Linked DNA regions of Homo sapiens: region 2 is linked to region 1. Evidence: read pairs that join two places in POLR2A ChIA-PET (ENCODE). Cell type or tissue: PC-9. All regions are shown on one strand. Links, peaks and the distances in the headings refer to the core of each region. The heading gives the core; the rest is flanking DNA.

The links. ChIA-PET counts read pairs that join two places held together with the same protein. Peaks named below come from ENCODE experiments on the same cell type or tissue, not always from the same donor. Only the 100,000 strongest peaks of a DNase experiment are listed, where the experiment ranks them.
Region 2: POLR2A ChIA-PET joins it to region 1 with 9 read pairs; 1 of 35 experiments calls an interaction of 5 or more read pairs at or near these places.

The regions. Positions count from the first base shown.
Region 1 is chr2:169,092,728-169,098,967 of GRCh38, forward strand. DHRS9 (dehydrogenase/reductase 9) reads left to right here. Exons shown (of 5, transcript NM_001376924.1): 5 at 2,817-3,440. The coding sequence ends at 3,040. Among named protein-coding and RNA genes, the nearest start is that of DHRS9, 26 kb to the left of the region's middle. In PC-9, for the core only: no CTCF peak of the experiment used is centred there; a DNase peak (open chromatin) is centred at 2,994; H3K4me3 peaks cover 273 bases; H3K27ac peaks cover 1,795 bases.
Region 2 is chr2:168,187,254-168,193,493 of GRCh38, forward strand. All of the region lies in intron 1 of STK39 (serine/threonine kinase 39), which reads right to left. Among named protein-coding and RNA genes, the nearest start is that of STK39, 57 kb to the right of the region's middle. In PC-9, for the core only: no CTCF peak of the experiment used is centred there; DNase peaks (open chromatin) are centred at 2,748 and 3,678; H3K4me3 peaks cover 2,358 bases; H3K27ac peaks cover 3,969 bases.

The DNA.
Region 1 (6,240 bases), core at 359-5,358:
GGTCAAGAGATTGAGTCAGAGATGGGAGAATAATAATAAAGATGACATAATGACAACTAACAAATAGTAAATATTTACTATGTACTTGTCACCATTCTAAGTGCTTTACAGGGACACTCATTTAAAATCCCCCAAAAAACTCTTATTATCGTCTTCATTTTATAGAAATAGAGGCATAGAGAATAACTTACCAAAATTGTACCACCAGTAAGTGGAAGAGCTAGATTTGGACCCAGGCAGCCTGACCGTGCCATTTATGCTTGGCCATGGCACTATAATGTGAACAAGGCATTAAGGACTTTGGTTACACTCCTGTTATCAGGCTTTCCCCTCCGCCACAAACTTCTTGGGTCGGTTAAAGTTTACTTGATATTCCTCAAGTACTCACTGACCTCCTGCTTTGAGTTGAGCAGGGTTCCACCTAACTATGGGTAGTTCTTTCCCTCCAAACTGTGCTCAGGCCTCTTAATCAGTGGACTTGGTAAGACTGTCAACTGTGGCAAGGTTCATGGTCAGGAGTTTTCAAGGCAGAGCTGAAAGCCAAGTCAGACCCACCTGGAGAGGTTTTTAAAATGACTGACTCCTCCAACCACCATTACCCTAAACACACACACACGCACACACACACACATGCACACACACAGAGGTACACACATTATCTATATATCAACTGAAATGTCTGGTCTTACAAACATCTTAGTGCTGACATGCCACTATAGGTTTAGAGCCACTGCCATCAAATACTCTACTTTTCAGTTCCTGACTCTGAAGGTTCTATGTAGGTTCCATCTAAGATGGAACTTAATACTTCAGAAACAAAACCCCTCATTTAAAAGAGCTTTCTCTGTTTGATATTGATACCGATACTTTTTAAATGCCTTTGAATATATCACTGACTTCCATCTCCAATTATTTTTGGCTTGGTTCCTGGTTCATGTGTTCTGTCTCAGAAATACCAAAAGGCATTGAGCTCAGTTTTACACTGGTTGTTCTCACTAGAGTTTTCAAGTCAGGACTTGGAGATCAGCCAAAGTCACGGTCCCAAAGTAGACCACAAATTGAAGGTCATCTTTTCTTAATTTCCCAAGCTGGGATAGTAGGAGTTTAAAATAGCCACTAAGACTTATTAGGTTCTTTGAACAACTTGTGGCCAGTGGGACTTGAAGTTGAAAGAAAGATCTAACATCATAGACTTTCCCTTGAGAAGACACAGCTCAGGTATGGTTTAAAAGTATGTGAGAATCATATGATAGCTCTACTTTGAATTTGGGGGGGAAATCTCTATGCCATTTTCCATAATGACTGTACTAATTTACATTCTCACAAACAGTATACAAGAGGTTTTCTCCATGCCCTTGTCAATACTTGTTATCTTTTGTCTTTTGATAGTAGCCATTCTAACAAATGTGAGGTGATATCTCATTTTGGTTTTAATTTGCATTTCCCTGATGATTAGTGGTGACAAACATTTTTTTCATATACCTGTTGGCCATTTGTATCTTCTTTTGAGAAAAGTCTGTTCAGATTCTCTTCCCATTTTTAATCAGGTTATTTCTTTTCTTGCTGTTGAGTTTCTTATACATTTTGGATATTAACTGTGCCTAAGATATAAAGTTTGCAAATATTTTTTCCCATTCTGTATGTTTTCTCTTCACTCTTTCAACTGTTTCCTTTGCTGTGCAGAAGCTTTTTAGTTGGATACAGTCCCACTTATCTAGTTTTGCTGTTGTTTAGCTTTGTGTTTTTGGGGTCATATCCAAAGAAATCATTGCCCAGACCAATGTCAAGAAGTATTTCCTTTATGTTTTCTTCTAGTAGTTTTTTTTTTTTTTTAATAGAGATGAGGTCACACTATGGTGCCCAGGATGGTCTTGAACTCCCTGGGATCAAGTGATCTTCCCACCTCAGCCTCCCAAAGTGCTGTAATTACAGGTGTGAGCCACCATGCCAGGCCTCTTTTGGCAGTTTTATAATTTCAGGTCTATGTTTAAGTCTTCAATCCATTTTAAGTTGATTTTTTTATATGGTGTAAGATTCAGTTTCATTCTTCTTCATGTGGATATACTGTTTTCCCAATACCATGTATTGAAAAGACTGGGGTTGTAATCCACCACTAATCCCTTGTAAAATCCCTGCCTCTCTAAAGGTATCTTCGCTCATTATTCAAACATCTCATTTGCATGAGAACTGGGATCCTTTTAGCTTCCTGAGTCAGTACATTTGGGGATGATTCTCTCTTTATTTACAGATTATAGAAGCCTATACAAGTATACAAGTGCACAATTACATCCACACATGCATGCACATACATGCACAAGCACATGTGCAACCCACATTTTCTCTAGACACATAATCCCCTAAAACAAATTAGAAATCAAACATACAACTTTCTAGGCTTAGGGGCCTCATGGGCTTTATGAAGTATCGTTTCCTCATTGCTCTAAAGCACTGAGGGATCAAAGTTTGATCCCTGGACCAGCAGCATCAGCATCATCTGGAAATTTGTTAGAAATGCTCATTCTTGGGCCCCACCTCATACCTCAGTCAGAAACTCTGGAGGTGGAACCGAGAAACCTGGGTTTTAATGAGCTCTCTAGAAGAATCTGCTGCCAACCCAATCTTGAGAGCTGCTGGTCTAAAGAAAGCATTGCAATATCATTTTCTGAGGAATAGATAGTAAATCCTCAAAATGAGCCTCAATTATAATGGACAATTCAGAATAAATCCCCTTGTATCCATCCTCCCCTTTGCACCCTAGACTTCCACTCTGCTTTCCCCTTCTACCAAAGAGTAAATGTACTTTTGTCTCTTTTTAGGTCTAGACAAACTGAAAGGCAATAAATCCTATGTGAACATGGACCTCTCTCCGGTGGTAGAGTGCATGGACCACGCTCTAACAAGTCTCTTCCCTAAGACTCATTATGCCGCTGGAAAAGATGCCAAAATTTTCTGGATACCTCTGTCTCACATGCCAGCAGCTTTGCAAGACTTTTTATTGTTGAAACAGAAAGCAGAGCTGGCTAATCCCAAGGCAGTGTGACTCAGCTAACCACAAATGTCTCCTCCAGGCTATGAAATTGGCCGATTTCAAGAACACATCTCCTTTTCAACCCCATTCCTTATCTGCTCCAACCTGGACTCATTTAGATCGTGCTTATTTGGATTGCAAAAGGGAGTCCCACCATCGCTGGTGGTATCCCAGGGTCCCTGCTCAAGTTTTCTTTGAAAAGGAGGGCTGGAATGGTACATCACATAGGCAAGTCCTGCCCTGTATTTAGGCTTTGCCTGCTTGGTGTGATGTAAGGGAAATTGAAAGACTTGCCCATTCAAAATGATCTTTACCGTGGCCTGCCCCATGCTTATGGTCCCCAGCATTTACAGTAACTTGTGAATGTTAAGTATCATCTCTTATCTAAATATTAAAAGATAAGTCAAACATTTTCATGAGTGGATAGACATGTTCTGTTACCTTGCTGAGGATGACTCTGAAGGACCAAAGCTCAGTTCTGATAAGCTTTGAAAAGGACAGGAAAAGGGAGGGTGATCAAGCATTGTGTGACACGGGTATAAGCTAAAGGCAGCAGTAAAACACTAGATAGAACTGCAAACAGAAGGAAAGAAAAAGATAGGAAAAGGAATAAGAGGACTGCAACAAAAGAATATATACCTAAATATATATATATGAAGAGAGACTCCCCAACACTCAGACAAGCCTTCCTAGAGGGAGCTATGGAGGTGAACATCCTATTCAAGCCCCTAAGAACATTGATGCACACAGTTTTCTGGTGGAAAGATGTAATGACATAGTAACTAATCATTCCAAAAGAAGAATAATGTTACATTTGGTTGGTTTATTCTGATGATTGTAAAAGTAACAAGACCCAGACCATGTGGCACAACTTACACCTGAGATGGCTGGAAATCTTGCATTTGAAGGGTCTTTGAAGCCCCATGAAGATATAGAGCTAAATAAAAAGGCTCTCTTTAGTCTACAGTTACAGTGGGATTAGATCTGCATCTTGCTTATATTCATGTTTCTAAATTGAATAGACCCTGGGCCCACACCCCATCCAAAAGAAAGAGTTCCCTAAACAGACGTTTCCCGATTCCAATAGCCAATACTGCTCGCAAAGGTTTGTAGACTATTTACAAGAAGAAGCCTGCAGTGGCAGAATGCAACATGTTTTGCTTAATAATATGGTGTAAACAGCCAGAGAGATTAGCTAATGCACATGTGCAAGTGTGCACGTGCACACACACACAGAGGCATATACACACATGCTTAACATATTGCAAAGAAAGTCTGCCTGTAATCCCAGCAGGTCAAGGCAGAAGGATCGCTTGAGCCCAGGAGTTCAAAACCAGCTTGGGCAATATAGTGAAATCTTGTCTCTACAAAAACTAAAGAGTTAGCTTGGCATGGTAGTGTACATCTGTAGTCCCAGCTACTTGGGAGACTGAGGCAGAGGATCACTTGAGCCAGGAGGTTGAGGCTGCATTGAGCTGTGATCATGCCACTGCACTCCAGCCTGGAAGACGGAGCAAGACCTTGTCTCAAAAAAAGAAAAGAAAAGAAAAGAAAAAATATTTAATATCTGCTGCTTGAAACCATGTCCGTTTGAAGGTATTAGTAATTCTATTCATTTTTAATCACCTTTCCAGAAATATCTGCTTATGAGGTAATTTTCTCCTTTCAAGTTTACAACATATTGGTGAGTGAAAAATCAAATTACAAATGGTGTCAATCCACTTAGATATACATTTCATAATTTTGAAGAAGGATATACTCATCATTTTTGCATCAAAATGAAAAAAAAATCACAGCAAGAATGAGATGGAAGAATTCTCGGGCAAAGTTAACTAACCTGCCTGCCTGTGAGGTCATCCCCATCTTGGACCTAGCCCCAGAGACAGCTCACTTGTAGATCTCTGGTTTCTTCTTGTTGCAGTTAACCACCCCATAGTCTGTTCTTGGAGGTAAAGTTCACCAATGTTGTCTGCTGGGGCCCCTCCTCACCTTGAATTCACATCTTGGCTTCATTTCACTGCTTTAGAATTCTTGACAAGCTGCTCCCTGACTTTCCAGACCTCCCAGGGCTACCAAGATGTTTAGACTCTGAAGGAACTTTCTTTGCCAAGCTTCTAACCATTTCAGTCATATTCTTGGGCCTACCTGATTGTGTTCTTTCTTTTGTTTTGCCTAGACCTGAGTTCTTTGTTCTTTCCTTCCAGTAGCTACAATTTGGTAACTCCCTGTTTCATCCAACTAAAAAATTCTCTCCTTAAAACAAATGTCACCAGGTGTGATATTACTCCAAAATAATACCAAATATATTCACCTAAGCAATTTTTAAAGGTTTTTAAAATACATGAGAAGGTGGGGTGTTGGGGGCATAGAGGCATAAGTCTCTACAGAGGCACAAGATGTGTGGTAGGGAGAAAGGGGGGACGAGGATATCAGACAGTCACTATATCAGGCATCTTGGGCATGGGTTCCTAGACTTCTCTCTGTCTTACCATAATCACTTCTAATTCTCTGTTCTTTTGGGGAAAATACCTATCAAATTTTTATCTGTAAATATTTGAAGAGACATATTTTGACTACGATGGACATTCTTCTAAGTATTGGCCTATAATAAGGAACATGATGGATGTGAGGCCTTCCTTCCTAGAGCCTTTTGGAAATAATCCAAATCTAAGGCCAATACTCAGGAAGCCTTAGAGGACCTTCTCCAGGAATGCACGGCCAAGATGAACGGAGATGTTGTCCTCCACCACATCTAGCTTGAAGGATTCTTCCTCACTTAGTTTAGAGAGACCAAGAGAACCTCCCAAACCCTCCCTCTGACCTGATCCAAAAATCCAAGTGTGTCCTTCATCTGGGCATCCACAATATATTCAAATCTGGAGTTTTTATCTTCCCTGCCCCACAGATGTTTTCCCAGTCCAGCACCAACTACTGTCAATTTAATCTCCATAGGGATCTGGAGTCTGTCTACCTTTCTTCATCTCCAGTGCAATCACCTGTTCAAGCTACCCTCATCTCTTGTTTCTACCACAGCATATCCACCTTGTGCACCATCATTGATTTCTCTTCATTGTAGTCAGAATTGTTCATAATTAACATCTAATCATTCTACTCCTTCTGTCGTTGCTTTCTTAAAATCTTTTCAAAGTGTTCCTGTTGCACTTTGGCTGAAGACTAAAATGATTATGTGAACCCTGCTGCCACCATACTCC
Region 2 (6,240 bases), core at 522-5,521, 910 kb before region 1:
GGTGGGAGAATCACTTGAACCCGGAAGGTAGAGGCTGCAGTGAGCTGAGATCATGCCACTGCACTCCAGCCTGGGTGACAGAGTGAGACTCCATCTCAAAAAAAAAAAAAAGTTATTTTAAAATATCTATGTCAATCCAGATTGCATGGGTTCATATCCCAGACCTGCCACATACTAACTGCTTATGCTTGGATGACTTGCCTAACTTCTTCATGCCTCAGTTTCCTCATTGGTAAGACGGCAATAATGCTACTTCACTCATAGAGTGGTTGTGAGGATTAAATGAGTTAACACAAAAAAAGTCTTTGAAACTGTGCCTAGCACATAGTAAGCACTAATTAAATCTTAGCTAGCGTTGCTCCTTAGGGAAATCCCCCCAGGTCAACTGGTGTCCTGTCAATCTGTCATTTTAATACCACGTAATATTTCATAGTATTAATGTACCATAATTTATTCAGCCCTCCTTCTGTTGATGAGTATCCCCTTTATTTCTAGTTTTCATCCCCATATGAACAATGTAGCAATAAACATCTAGTACTTTTTTTAAAAAAATTAGTCCATAAGAACTTTACGTTAAAGTTAAGACGTCAATTGTCCAGTAACCCCTTCCCATAAATGGCAAGATTTTTTTCAAGGCATCACATTAGCCTGTAACATTAGTTATGGCCCCTGGAAGGAAGTTCTAATCACCATATTATATTTAAATGAGAAGCACAAAGTTGGAACTTTAATAAGAGTTTGACCATCTCTTAGCACGTGCAAGAACTCCTTAAGTATGCTCAGCTGTCCTTTGCCAGTGAACAGAGTCAAGAGTGGGCTCAGGCTTTCTTTTTAGAGGTGCTAGCTGGTGATGGATAGTAAACAAAACAAATGGCTTTGGTTCAGCTGATTTATTCTAATCCTGCCTTTCCCCAGCTTACTCTTTGAGCTCTATTTATATCATGTGTCCAACCTCAAAGCCCACAGGCCAGTCAGTCACATGAGGACCAGAAGCTGGCCAGGAGAGGACTTGGATGAATGGACACACATGTGAGCTCTACAGGAGTACAAGTGCCACTCTGCTTCAGCCAACTGTCACCATCTGAGATCGCTGACCTGGCATAGCAAGACAGTCAGAATTTTGCAGAAAGGCTGAAAATCCAGAATTCTGTGTGACATCTCCTAATACAATAAGGTTGACGATTAATTTTTTAATTATAAAAGCATTGTGAGTCTAATAAAAGTTCACCACAGACTGTTATTTTGCCTGAGTGTGTTACTGCTATTCGCCTTCAAAGGTACACCCTTCCTTACTTGATGGTCCCAATTTTAAGTTATTAGATTGCAAGTGTGAAATTGCCATTTTTCTACATCAAAAATGTTCATGTCATATGGTTCAACATAGTATGAGCATGTACTCGGCACATTGACCCAAACTGATCTGCTACATGTCACCATCCTCCTCGTCTTACTATTTCACACAGAAAGAAAACCTTATCACAGCGACTCTTCTGTCATCTGGTGCATTCTATGTGGCAGGAACATGTGCACAGTGCAATCTCAAGTCAAAGACAAAGAACAGTAACGGTGAGACACACACAACTTGCCCTACGCATTAATTTATAAAACAGACGCTCCTGCTGGCCTGTCTGGATAACAGTGCACAAACCGCTCGCCTCCACTGAGCCCAGTGCAGCAAGACCATGTTTCTCAAGGCAGCTACAAACTGGTGACCCTCCTAAGTGACCTGGCTTGTGTCACCACCAAGCTGACTGAGTTTTGTCCTTCTGCCTCCGTCAAAAGAACAAGTTAGTAGAGCCTCCTTCCAGGGTTGCTGGAAAAGATTTAGAGCTTACCAAAAAAATAAAATAAAATAAAACATAAAAAGCAAACAGTAGGATGAGGTGGATTAATGGCCACTCAGTGAAATGTACTTATGTTTCACCACTGACCTGGATAAACTATCTTACCTGAGAAAGCCTGTTAAAACATTTAGAGGTCTCAGACCTCACTGAAGACAAGCAGCCCTTGTATATAACTCATCAAGAACCATCTGATAATACCACAGAAAAATAAAAAGTAGTCCTCGGTTCTGATTTTAAAAGAGATAGAGGAATCAAACCAGAACAAATGTAAATAAACTCACCTTGGACCACAAGCTACATCTCAAGCAACAACTAAAAAAAAAAAACCAAAAAACCCTACAGTGAGTACACTTACTGAACATGCAGAAAGTATGTGGATTGGGATACCTAATATAAAGAAATTCAATAATTTACAAATTGTAATAACTTTCAATGATAATGAAAATTATTATTAGGGAGTCTAGGTAAATTCAAGCCAGCCACCAGATGAGTTGCATGTGTGAGATAAGGAGCTAAAAAAGAACAGACTCTAATTTCCATCTAATTCAACGTGATTAATATTGGAATTTACTTCTAGGCATTTTTGTTTTCTTAATGAAACACAATAGATTTTTTTAAAAATCACTCTGGGAATATGATTGCTTGCCGGTTTAAAAACAAAAACATTTAACATTAGTCTCAAGAGCACTTACTCAGAGGTTCAGCCCCTCAAAGCTAAAACTCTATTGTAGGATTTTAGTCCTAATATTGATACTGACGAACATGCAACCTGGAGTAAAACACATAACCTTTCTGCCAGTGAAGCTGTTTACCTTCTAAGAAAAAGATTACTTCATTTTGATGGGGAGTATAGGGAGAAGAGAGGACAACCTAGCCCGCCCGAGCTATGAATGAATCACTTGAGATGTTGCCTTCTTGAACAACTCCAAGGAGAATTAGTCACTTCCTCACCATTCCCAGGCAGGGACTCTCTACCTACTTCATCCTAGAACTTCTATGCTTGTGGAGCGGTCTCCTCCGGCCTTATTATTCCTAGAATCAGCCCTTCCACCTAGACCACTGCCTGGAACACAGGAGGCCTCCAAGAGTGTTGGCTAAGTGAATGGAATGCACATCAGCCCATCACTGGGGAAGACACCCGCAGACAAGGCAGATGAAGTGTGCTCCAAGTTGGGTCTACACAGAGGAGAGCAGGCACTGGTGGGCTATATAACCTAAAGCAAGGGGAAGAGCACTTTTATTCAATGTGTTATCTCTAAGTAGGTCGCTGTGGGGGATGTGGCAGTTAACTTCAAGGTACAAGCCTAGGGAAGCTCTCTGCCTTCAGGCATTTCTGATTTGCAGAACATCCAGTTCAATTCTAAAGTCAGGTCTCATAGGAGAGCTCATTCTGAAGAGCAATGTTCCATCCGAATTTCAATTTTTAAAAACTGAATCCACTGGCCCCTGCTCAGCATGTAGGGCCACACGAAATGTGGCAGGCTAATATAAACTAGGGACTTCAATAATTCTATGTGAGCATAGAGAGATGATATAAAACACTAAACAACAACATGAAGGACAGACAAGAGCCCACAACAGCCCTCGAAATCCATGTCAGGGAACACTGCATCAGGCACTAGACTGTAGGCTGGACACACTCCTACTGAGAAAATCTGACTTTTATAGTCAGTAAACGGTCACTTTGAAGTCCTTGCCCCTTGCAAACTCAAAGTCCAACGATCTGGCAATATTGAAAAACTTCCTGTTCTGCTTGGAAGGGATAATCCACCTCCTCCCAGCAAAACCCACTTGTTTTACTGATTAAATCAACCAAATGGAAGCCAAACATTCCACAAAGAAATGTCTATTGCTATTCACACAGATAAACGGATACACCCACTGGCAAGGCCAAAAGGTACAAGTGTCCTGGTTTGAATATGTATGCTGTGGTGGTGGCTTCTGATTCCTTACTGCTTCAACCTCAAGCCACCTGTAAATGGGAAGGGCTCTATATGCAAAAAGAAGAGCCAGTCCCTACTTCCAGGTCAGTCCCACTCCATCCCTTCTTTGCAGCTATAGGCACGTTGGCTTTGCATAAATAAGAAAAAGGAATCCCTCTGACTGGACACAACGGAGTGCAGGGCCTGACATGCGGACAATACCCAGTTAGGGGGAAAAGCTCTTTTCTCCCAGCTAATTGCATCAGAGCTTGTGGGCTAAACAAGGGTTGGATTTTCAGCCTCCAGGGGCAATATACAACCTTGGTGGTCTTCAATCAAAGGTTATTAGCATATCCACAGCCCACGCCCTATTAAAAAAAAAATTAAAATTGGTGTCTAAGCCCCAGTACAACAACTCCAGAGTCAAGAAATAACCCCATGGGAAGGCCCTGGATTTGGGCAGATTTTTTCAAAGCCTCAGGAAGAGGATAACTACACATCAGCCACACCTAAGATGTCTGTTTAAAAAGCAGATTCTTAACCCTATATCCAACCTACTGAATCACAATTATTGCAACTGGAGGCCTGGGATCTGCATTTTTAATTAGCTTCTCCAGCAATTCACCCATATCCTTAGATTTGAGAACCATGGTTCCCTCCTGCGTATCAGCTTCTCTCGCCACACCTCTGCCAGGATTCTAGGGCTTGGGGAAATTAATCAGTCAGGGGCTATTAGGAAAATGGAAGCAATACTATGTAATGCGACATATTATTTAATACGAAGATCTTATTCAACAGGTGCTAGAGAATGGAAAAGACTGAGTTAACACAGAGTTACTCAGGAAGCTGTAGGAAGCAGCTACCACTCCTTGGGTAGGACTGTAGGAATCAAAGGGAGGAGGTGGTGGTTATTAGACTCTACACATTTAGGAGGAAACCTACAGGGCTGGGACCCTGACCTCTGAAGAGGAGCCCTTTCTGAAGGTCTACATGGGACTGGGATGGCATCTCAGGGGGTGGCAGAAGGCTGGTTCCAAGAGGTAGAAGGAAACTGGAAATGGAAACCAATTACTGCTGGCAGAGGGAAAGACCCTTTCCGAAGCTAAGCTGACAAGAACAGTAACAGGATGAAGCGTGTCCCTTCTCCCTCCCACAGCCTTCCAAAATTCCCCTGGTGCCCCCATTAGCACAGCTTAACAGGGAAACAGCAGGCAAAGAAGGAACATGGAAGGAGGTCTGCTGACTACCAACCCAACACCACAAGCAGATTCTAGGAAGGTCTATCTGGAGCTTAGAGGAAATCACTTAATAAGGAGCCAAGGGAGTGTGACCTCCACCAGCTCCAAAACGAGGCTGGGGCTTTTCCAAGCTCCATTAACAATAGCCAGGCTTTTAAAAAAAATTCTCATTTCACTCTGTTTTCCAACACAATTCCTAAAATGATCCTTTTTAATATCTAACACTTTCCAAATGTTCGCTCTGTACTTCCAAACCCCGCCCCATTCCACCCCAATCTACTTCCTCTGGATTGAGTGATGGTTATGACGGAGGGTCTGGGGTCACACAGCCCCAAGCTATGTGACCTTGGGCAAGCTGCCTGTGTGCTTTGTGCTGCACATTGCTCAACTACAAAAAGCAAATGACAATAGCATCTACCTCACAGGAGGGCTGTAAATATTAAATGAGACTATACATGTAAACATAATAATATAAATGTACATGTCTAGCACTGAAGTGTTTAAGAATGTTGACTGTTGGGGTTAATAGTATCCACATGATTATCCCAGACACCTGGATAGAAACTAGAACCAGGTCCACTACAACCTTTTGAGAAAATGCCTACTTATCCCCACCTCCCTATGATCAGCTCTGCTCCCACTCAGCCCCAGCTCCTGCCAGCTTCCTATTAACTCCCCCTCTTCAAATCCCACTCCTGAGGGCCAGCACTGACAACTTTTATATGGTAATGATTGGGCACAGAGAAAATTATGCCAGGAAAGTGACTCACTGTTCAAGATACAATTAGCCCCACTTCTCAGGTAATTAAACAGCCCTGGCTACCACATCCATGATGCAGCAAGTAACTAAAACATTTCTCCTACTCACAGACACAGGAAAAGAAAATCCATTCACTTTAATGCCACCTCTCCATCTGATCTGATTGCACTTATAACCCAACTCCTGCTTTTCCTGTCTCCTCTGACAACCTGAGGCCCTCCCCTAAGTTACAACCGCAATACAGGAAGTCAGGTCACCCTCTGCATGGTAGAAGTCTTTCTTCCCCCCCCTCTTCACACACTCTCACCCAGAAGCAGGGGCATGATGCCATAGTCTGAAATGATGGCAGAAAATAAGAGCCACAAGGGAAGAGGATATGAACTGCAGGAACACAAATGTCCAGTGCAGTGAAAAGTAGTGTCTTGGCAACCCCAGGGGGCCCTGAGAACATCATTGAGTGAGAAGGAAAATTAAGA